Linked DNA regions of Homo sapiens: region 2 is linked to region 1. Evidence: chromatin contacts called from ENCODE Hi-C or POLR2A ChIA-PET data. All regions are on one chromosome and are shown on one strand. The core of a region is the stretch at or near the end of the contact, and the rest is flanking DNA. Distances in the headings are between cores, read along the strand shown. Region 1 overlaps ENOX1 (ecto-NOX disulfide-thiol exchanger 1). Region 2 overlaps ENOX1 (ecto-NOX disulfide-thiol exchanger 1).

Region 1 (4,894 bases), core at 901-3,400:
AGTGCAGGCACACAGTGCAGTGCGAAGCAGGAGAGAGTTCACAGTGCAGATCAGTGGTAGGTCAGGACATTAGAGTCCCACCCCAACACGCAGGAAAGACAGTGGCTGGACTGCATATCTTAAGGTAGGAAAGTTTTTACTTCAGATGGGAGAAAAATAGAGAGTCAGGAGAATTCTGATACCATGTCCAAGTCCAAGACCATTTGGGGAGTCAAAACTGTACAGAAAGAAATATCTTCTCTAGAAGCAGCAGATTTCATGTATGGCCAGAAGGTGGTAGGGGTTTCCATAAAGCGGTCTGAGGCTATCAGGAAGCCTGTTTCTTATAGAAAAGGGGTTTCAGAAGACCCAGGGACAAGACACAATTTCAGGAAAGGGGCACTGGGAGGATGGTTCTTTTAGCAGAAACCTCCTCACAGGAACAGGGATGAGTGCCTAAGGGAGGAGCTCCTGCCTGGGAGAGGCAAGAAAGGCAGAAATGAGAAGCAGGGTGGCTCTGACTTATCTTCCTGGTCTAAATGGAACCTAGTGTCTTGCTGGTTCAGGAGCCTCATTCTGGCCTAGAAATAGCACCCCACTTCCACCTCACCAGCCAGGTTCCAACCGTATAAGTAGTTGAGCTGAAAACAGGAGATTCATTTTGTGTGGTGCATACCCATAGTTCCAGCTACTCAGGAGGCTGAGGCAGGAGGATCATTTGAGCCCAGGCATTCGAGGTTGCAGTGAGCTATGATCATGCCACTGCCCTTCAGACTGGGTGACACAGTGAGATCTTGTCTCTAACAGAAGTTTTAAATTTTTAAAAAATTCATTTTGTGGTTGTAAGTACAAAAAAAACCTCAATAATGATGAGAAAAAAGATATACGAAGATTTGTTGGTTAGGAGATCATAGCTGATAGGGTGTGTACTACTTACTACAACTGCTATTCTCCCACACTCACACTATCTCCTGTCTTAAGAAGTTTAAGCAAATCTAGGCCCAGTGTCCCACTGAGGGAAATCACAAGAGGACTTAGAGGGGTCCCATCCATGAGAGCTGCACCATGAGTACATGCTACTTGGAAGGCTGCTTCTGTGGTCATTCTGAGAGCTGGGAAACCAACCTGGTGCTGAGCTGTCCAGAAGGCAGCATCTGCTGATTCTGGTACCACTGGGAAGAACAGGACACATCTTTACTAGGGAACCAGCTGCTAGTCAACAGCTGCCCCTTCTGCTCCCCAATAAGCACCTTTCTGATTACTGTCAGTTTTTCAGCAGAAAGGCCATCAGCTGTTGTGTTAATGATGGGGCTTCACTGGTTGGAAGAATTTTGCAGTCTCCAGTCTGAACTATTCCTCTGGGTGTCCTTATTCAAGCAGCAGTTAATTTGAAAACAATTAGCTGGTTGTTCACTTCCTTAAGGCAAAGCAATACTGGATGGGCTACCAGGTTGGACTAAGATTCCAGCAGAACACTCTGAAGGAGCCAGGATATTTCTAGGATGGGTCTGCTTTGTGTTGGCTTCAGGAAAAGTCTAGCATTTCTAACCCTGATCATTGGGAATTAGTCACTATTTCCCTTAGTTGCTCTGGCAGGCTTTCATTTATTTTTGCCTGGGTGACAAGGAGACACTTCTACATTTCAACATTAAACAGACTGGACGATTCATTTGTTTTCTTCTTTTTTTCACTCTTCCAGGTAAAGGGAAAATGGATCCTTATGGTGAATTATAGATGAGAAATCAATGAAAGATACAGAGACTAAAGAGAAGTAGAGTTTTATAAAAAGCAACTGGATTTGTTTTATAAAGTAGCAGATTTCCTTTTACAGGCTGGCCAACATAATCTTTGGGACTGAAATATCTTTCTGATAAGAGTATGTATTTTCTGTCACTGAATCCTCTACTTATATCCCCTGCCACACTTCATCCTGTTAATGAGGACAAAACAATATGAGGAAAGTTTTTCTGTTTTCCTCAGTCTCCCAATTCCTCACCTCTCTTCTCTGCAAACCACTCGGCTTCCATAACAAAAAGGATGACACAAACAGAGTAAAAATATGTTACCAGAGACTTTCTCAGTTCATGGCAATATTCAGTCAGCTAAATCTGGCAAACTCATACACATCTGGCCTGCTGGCAAGTCTGACTAGAATTCAGCTGTGCCTGTACAAGGAAGCAGGGGAACAGCATTTAGAGTTAGACAGCCCTATGGCCTGCTGAATCCTCAAATATGCAAGGGGCTTATTCACAAAATGCTTCACAAAAAATGGCTCCTCCAAACACATGCATACTTATTTGATGTTTTTATACTTTTTTCTTTTCAGTGCTAAGCCATCTTCTTTAGTTAGAACTATTTTTATCCTTTGTCACTTTATAAACTGCAATGGAATTCAGTATTCCATGTACAACCTTAATTTTCTGTATGACATGGAAAACAATATGGGAATCAGAGGGACTTAAAACTAAGTCTATGGAGCCCAATTCCCAAATTGCAGATTTAGGTCTTACTGTCTCTCAGGCAGATTAGATGACTTCTGAAAAGAAATACTTATTTAAATATGCTTATTTTATTGTTATTGAGGTATGCATAAATTATCCCGTTATAGCTATCCAAAACTGTGAACAACAGAACAAGACCCCAAACTGCAGAGAATATATCAACTCAGTTGCAAAAGATAAGACAGTAGGAAAGGTGCCATACAGAACAATATTGGGAGTTAGCATCATGAAGAAGGTTAGCAAGATGTGTTTATAATACAACTTTCATTCCAACAGAAATTATAACATGCTAAGAGCATGGACCTCGAGGAAAAAATATCTATTTTGGTGGGCTAAGTAACTTTTGGAAAAGACTAAAACACAAACTCCTTTAGTAAAATGCTTTAATATACTCTAGGCCTTTTCTTTAAAAGTAAGGTATGATTAAACTAAAACTTTCAAGTAGTTCAATGAACTAAGCAAGAACTGTTGGCTTCCCTCCAACCATAGTCCCACTTGCTAGAGATAATAACCATAAAAGTTTCATGTGCAGCCCACACATAAACAAGCATATACAGCTGCATATTTACACACGTGTGTATTTGCTGGTACAGGCCTAAAATATGGAAACATTTGCTATTTTATTAAAAAGTGCTCATACCATATATAATATTCATGCAACATTGTTCTGTATCATTGACATAGATGGGTTTGTTCTTTTTAATGGCTATTTTATGTACTATTGAACAGGTATGCTATAATACCTATATTCCTATTGGTATGCTTTTAGGTTACTTCTGAGTTTTAACAATTAAAAAATACGCAATATGTCTTCTTACAATTATAACTTTCTAACTTGTATAGATAGAACTAAAACTTCTCCAAAAATTATTATTCCAAGCTACACTCCTTCCAACAGAGTAACAATTTCTCACCACCACTAGATAGCATCAACTGTTTAAATTGTGTCCAATGGACAACTGAAAAATACTCTCTTATTTTAATTTTTGCCATCATTAATGAGGCCATCTTTGCTTGGCTGTTATATTTTTCTTTGAATAGCCCATTCATATTCTCTATTTGTTTTCTTCCACTGAGTTGTTACTTTTTACTAATTGAGTCCCTTGTTTCACAGAGAAATTAGCCCATCATCTGTCATGTGTACTGCAAATATAATTCCTAATTTTTCATTTGTCTATTGGCTTTGGTTTTGTTTTGGAATGAGGAGACAGTCTTCTAGAAAATAAGACATATTAAATAATATATTGGTAATTGTAAAGCACAGATTGTATGGCGCCAGCCATCATGTGCTTTGTTCAGGTGTCATGCTTATCTTAGGTAACAAGGTCACCAGGATTAATTAGTGAAAATCCTGCTGAGTTTCAGATCATCTCAGTGGCCCTCTATAAAGTGTTCTCACTCACCTGGCAGCCTCCTTTCTTAATCTCAGTTGGAATCTCAACCACAAAGTGGTTGCTCCTTGTATCTAGAAGTCATTTAAAAGACAGTAATCAAAATTTCTGTTCTCTTTTATTTGTTCCTCTGCTTCCCTATCAATAATTCTGGGAGGAGTGGGAGAGAGAACAGTGCGTAATCAAAAGGCAGACCTAGCAAATTATTATTTTATTGATAAAATAATTCAGCAAATTCTCAATATTCCTGCTTCACAGTGATTACCCTAGATTTTATATTTTAGGGTTTTGCACCTACCTCTTATCATCACCCCACTAACTAGAGTGTAGTCTGTGTAGGACACCGATTAGACTCACCCCTGGTTTGGCAGGCAAAGAATGCCAAGGCAAAAGCACAGCCGACAAAGCTCCCTGTACTTGTGCAGATAGAGAGGCAGAGTATACCCCGGAGCTGAGCTGCAAGGTACAAATCCTGACCCTCCTACTTGATAACTGTGTTACTCGGAGTCAGTTAACCTCTCAGAGCCTCAGATTCCTAATACATATGATGCATATAGGAACAGTGCCATCAGAATAAGAAGAGCAGCTACATCACAGGACTGCTATAGGGTGAATGGAGTTATGATGTAAAGTAGTGCCTGGGATACACATAGCACATTTTAAGTAAATGTGGCATATCAATATAGTAATTACATATAGCACAATAGAAAAGTTAGAGTGTGATGAAATCCAATAGGCTTTACAAAAATCAAGTAAGTATTAGTACTACATAACCACAGAAAAGGGAGGCCCAAAGGAACAGTCAAGAAATGCAGCAAGGGCCAGGCACAGTGGCTCATGCCTGTAATTCCAACACTTTGAGAGGCTGAGGCGTGTGAGCCCAGGAGTTCAAGACCAGCTTGGGCTACATGGTGAAATCCCGTCTCTACAAAAATACAAAAATTAGCCAGGCGTGATGGTGTACATCTATAGTACCAGGTACTTGGGACACTGAGGTGAAAGGATCACTGGCTGAGGCTGCAG
Region 2 (4,894 bases), core at 1,585-4,084, 130 kb after region 1:
GGAAGAGAACTCATATTCTGCCTCCATAGATTACCCTCTAAGCTAATGAAGATGTACATGTCTGTAAAGGAAGCAACTTTACTTGCTGAAACCCTGTTATTTCCAAGGCCTACCTTAAAATGTAACCTACTCTGCAGTGAGCAGAGATCGCGCCACTGTACTCCAGCCTGGGCGAAAGAGCGAGACTCTGTCTCAAAAAAAAAAAAAAAAAATGTAACCTACTCCATAAGGTTGTCCTAACCAGAAACAACATCTCCCTCACTTGAGCTCCTATGTCCTTGTCTATCTTCTATTTTAGCCGTTTATGAAATTGTCTTATTGCCCCTTTAAATTCTTTAAGCAGTGATATTTTAATAACTGGTAAGAGCAATATGTCAGAAGATGTCAAGTTCTTGACTGTGTGGTAGACATAGGTATCTCAATTATTGAGGAAACAAAGTGGTCAGAAAGGATTTCACTCAGCTATATTTGATGGGACACTAAAATTGAATTGTCTAGAGGAAGGTTTTAAATTAAGTAAGAAGATGAGCAAAAGTCAGATGTCCCAGGATGTCTCCTAGCACAGATATTTAAAATGTAGGAAGTTCTGACAACCTTCTGAGTGGCCATGAAGGGTGATCCAAAGTCCTTTTATAGCAGATTCATCAGTCCCATGATAGCACCTCTAATCCACACTAGTGACAGTAACAACTGGAGAATAATAATATATTTGTTTTTGAGGCCCTGGAACATCTCTGAGGACTATCGCCCTACAGAGAACAGGTAATCTTCAGAAGCACTTGAATTCCCATGTTTACATTTACCACAGAGACTGATATGACCTCTTTGGAGGGAAGGAACAAGTAAGAGCTAAACTAAGCCAATGCTTCTTTCTGCATAGTAGCCATAGTCAACCATAGACAGCGAAAGTTGTGTCTCTTTACAGATTTTTTGGAGCAATATTTTCCCTAATTACAAAATAGGAATGCATATGTTATACTCAGTCAAATCAAAAAAAATAATGATCATAGCTAAATAATACCACTATAAATATTTGAACTTTGTAATGGTTTTCAAAGAAGTAGTATTTAGAATGTCTCTTTAGAACTGCTAGTTTTTAGAAATTACTGTCCCTTAAGCATTTACTTTCTTTTTGGCCTTACTGTGTAAATCATGCTGCTCTTCCTCGATTTCCCAGGATCCCCAAGGCTGTGCTCTACAATGCTTGCTTTAAATAAAACTTGGTGCCAAAGAGTCTGCCGCAGCTTTCAAGTTCACCCGGACGACACTTTCCTACAATGGGTCTCTTCATACTTCACTATATCCGGATCTAGTTGATCCGCATTTTCTGCACAAAGTCTCACTTCCCAGCAATTGCAATCTGCATCTTGCATAGTTTCCTTCTATTCCCCTGGGTAGCTTGCTGCCAGGAAGGCAGAGGAGAAGAGGAGCTTTTTGATGCTAACAAGGCCTCTGTGTAGGACTCATAGCTAATGGTAAGGAGTTGAGTATGGCATTTCTCAGGGGAGCCCAGGTGAGTGAAAGTGTAAGGGCACAGCTGACAGCCATGTGCGTACCTCGCTGCTGGCCTAAAGTAGGTCCTCCAGCCTCTGAGCAGTAACCTGTTCATGGCTTACATCATGAAAAAATGAGTCAGTGCACTTGGCAACTCATGCCCTAAAATAGGTAAGGCCTGAACTCAAAAGGAAATTCTGAAAGAAAGGCATTATATGGTGACAGGTTTTTTTTTAAGTTGCCGGTGGTAGGATAAAAGCTAATGAATTATGAACATCTGTATTATTCTGCTGTCTTCCTCCTTCTGGACTTTTAGATGACTGTAAGCTCAACTTTGAGCTCAGCTAGTATTTTCTCCTGGGCATTCTGAGAAATGAGAACACATTTGCCTGCTGGGAGGCATACCCATTACTTATCAAATTAGCCCTCCTCAAGAATCTAACAGACTTGTCACTGCCTTTAGAAATCCCAGAAGGAAACACACACACACACACACACACACACACACACACACACACTACATGGTTGAAACACTCAGAAATCTCTTAATATATGTGAAGTCTTGGCCAACATACAGCAACCAAGGAGTCAAAAGTCATGTATGAGTCCTTAGGGATAATCTTTAAGCAGGCTCTTGCCACTGTCATGATTGGAATAGCAAAGGAAAAGCACCTGACCTTCTAAACAAAGAAGAAACAAATCAGTAAAGCTTAGATATTGGGACTTAATAACAAAAGATAACCTTAAGTAGCTCTCGGGATATACCAGGACTTTATTTGTGTTATCTCATTTAATCCTCATGATAATATCTTGAGGTAGACTGGTAGTATTAATATTCTCATTTTTTAAGATGAGAAAATCAAAGTGTAGGAAGCTTTAGTAACTCATTCAAGTCTCCCCTGTTAATCAGAGATGGGATGTGAATGCATGCTATCAATTACTTCTGCTTATCAGTGGTCAATGATATTTTCTATCAGGATTAGCCTACATCCAATAAATTTTGAAAGATGAAGGAAAAGATGAGCAGAAAAAAAATGCAGGAGTTCCTTATTTTTTAACAAAGTGAAGATAATACAGGGAAAGAACACAATGTCAGTCCATTTCTGTGTTATCTGGCTTACTGAGGCAAAAGGAGGTTCTGAACTCGAACCATATGAATGTTGACCCACAAAGACCAGGGTTTGTTCTTAGCTAAGTGAGTCTTTGGTTAAAGATTCTCACATAGACTCTGAGACCTTACACACATGGTATCACACTCATTCAAATGCAATTTTCCCCATTTGGCTATTTCAAGTAGTCAACACACAGAAACTGCGTTTTCCTCCTGTGTCTCCTTGGGGAGGTCAGGGAGGGGTGGTGACATCATGGGAACAGTGTCTGTCTTCTCTCCTATGACTCATCCGAGTATGTCAAAGAAATGCTGCTAATGCTAGTCCTGCAGCATGAATTATCCTATCTGCCAAGCAAACTCGTGGAAAACAGCATACTCTCTCCATCACAGCCCCAAAGAAAGGTAGAAAAGGCAGCAATGAAAAACTACTCATGCAAAACCAAAGCACAAGAGAAGTGAACTTTACTCACTTCCTCCGCTCCTCACAAAAAAGTATATATACATTTCCATTTTCATGTTGCCAGAAATAGGTAACGACGGAATTTGATTCCTCCTCTGTGCTCTCACACCACTTTGTACAAATTGCTAAATTACAATGCTTACCATATTGTCCTATAATTAGATTTTAGGTGTCTGCCTTCTCACTAGTGTAATAACTCCTTTTTTCCCTTACCATTTGTATTCCAAGCATCTGGTATCACATTTAACAAATATTTGCTAAACAAACAAATGAAAGGTTGAATAAATGGCATTTGCTCAAGGGCTCTCTCTAACTAGGACAAAAGTAATGTTCTTTTTCCTCTATTCTTTGTGACTGAAAATGGCTGACACAGTCATATTGGACGGGGGAATGGATCATGTCAATCTGGAGTATTGGGTGTCTCAGATGTTCTGGCAGTTACTGAATGAGTGTCGTATGTGTGGTTACACATGTATCTCATAGTTTCCTCTGCTTTTGTATTCTACAGAGTTTGTCTCTTCCCCACTTGTACCCACCAAGCCAGCCTATTTCATGATTGGCTCCCTTAATCACTTATTTTCTTTGAACTTAATTAGGTCAATTAAAATCCTTACTCTAAGAAGGCACTCTTCTTATTTTAAGTTGCAGGAGAGAGAGGAGGGCGGGAAACATCACTTGATATTACCCTACAGTGCATGCTATGTTCCAAGCATGATGGAGGCTGGATATTCAGCAAGACTCAGTACATCCGTGGCCCTTCCTCTTGCAGAATTTACAGTCAGTGGGAGAAAGAGAGATAAATCATAAGGCCAATCAAATGTAGTAACTATAATGACAGATGAAGCACAGGGTGCTATGGGCCACACAGGAAGGAAACCAAAGCCAATCTGGAGATCAGGAAGAGCCTCTAGACAACATACCTTTTACATTTTGACCTGAGAGATAAGTGAGACTTATCCAGGTGAAAGGAGAATGTAGGAAGGGGGAGGAGGAGACCCAGAAACTAGAGAGAACACAATATAAACAAAATACTCAAAGCTACTGAGGAGGGCTAGTGTTTAAGTGAGAAGGCAAACTCAGGCTCCAGCTATTTTCCCATTGCCCTTATCCTAAGGGCAATGGGAAGCCTTTGGAGGATTTTAACCAAGGTAGTGACATTTGGATCCGAGTTTTGGGAGAGAGACCTGGGTTGTAGGTAAAGTCACATAGATTTGGGAGTGGTATCATTAACGGGAGGTTAACTGCAACAAGTAGACCTTCAACATTTCCTTTTAGCAAGATTACTGTGGTGCCATATGGAGAATGGATTATAAAACTGTGAGACTAGATGTGTAGAAACCACTTAGGATGCTATTTCAGTAGTCCAGATGAAGATGGTAATGGTGACATTTGAAATGGAAAGAAGTGGATGGGTTCAAAAGAATACTAGACAGAATTAGCAGGCCTTGGCAATTGACCAGATGAGAGGTTGGCAAAATTTATCTGCAAAGGACTAGATAAGAAATGCTTAGCCTTTGCCAGCCATATGGTTCCTGTCACCACTACTCAACTCTGCTGTTTAGTGAGAAAGTGGACATAGACAATATATAAATGAATGAGCATGCCTGTGTCCCCATAAAAACCTATTTACAAAAAAACAGGCCATAGGCCAAATTCGACCCAAGGCTAGGGCATGCCAACTCCTGGATTAAATGAGGAGTGTGGCAATCAGAATAGTAAAAATGGCTCCCAAGTATGTGAACTCAGCGTCTGGTTGTCCGGGGCTACTATTTGCAGAGAAAGGGGCACAGGAGAAGGAGCAGGGTCAGAGGGAAGGAGGCAGTGACCAG

Evidence for each region. Hi-C counts contacts between places; a loop is a spot of excess contacts on that map. ChIA-PET counts read pairs that join two places held with the same protein, here RNA polymerase II (POLR2A). Pooled maps may share reads with other maps.
Region 2: a loop to region 1 is called in a map of posterior vena cava, with 2.0 times the contacts of the local background. The contact joins two enhancer-like sites. A Hi-C loop is called at or near these places in 1 of 168 maps with a recorded cell type or tissue (posterior vena cava) and 2 of 50 pooled maps. POLR2A ChIA-PET finds 5 or more read pairs at or near these places in 2 of 52 experiments (H1 and HEK293T).

What each region holds. Positions count from the first base shown.
Region 1 is chr13:43,557,018-43,561,911 of GRCh38, forward strand. The region is part of intron 2 of ENOX1 (ecto-NOX disulfide-thiol exchanger 1); the gene reads right to left. Among named protein-coding and RNA genes, the nearest start is that of ENOX1-AS2, 110 kb to the left of the region's middle. Within about 2 kb of position 2,151, at least 3 of the 41 ENCODE cell types and tissues checked have a DNase peak (open chromatin) inside an H3K27ac peak, as active enhancers do.
Region 2 is chr13:43,683,902-43,688,795 of GRCh38, forward strand. The region is part of intron 1 of ENOX1 (ecto-NOX disulfide-thiol exchanger 1); the gene reads right to left. Among named protein-coding and RNA genes, the nearest start is that of ENOX1, 100 kb to the right of the region's middle. Within about 2 kb of position 2,835, at least 6 of the 41 ENCODE cell types and tissues checked have a DNase peak (open chromatin) inside an H3K27ac peak, as active enhancers do.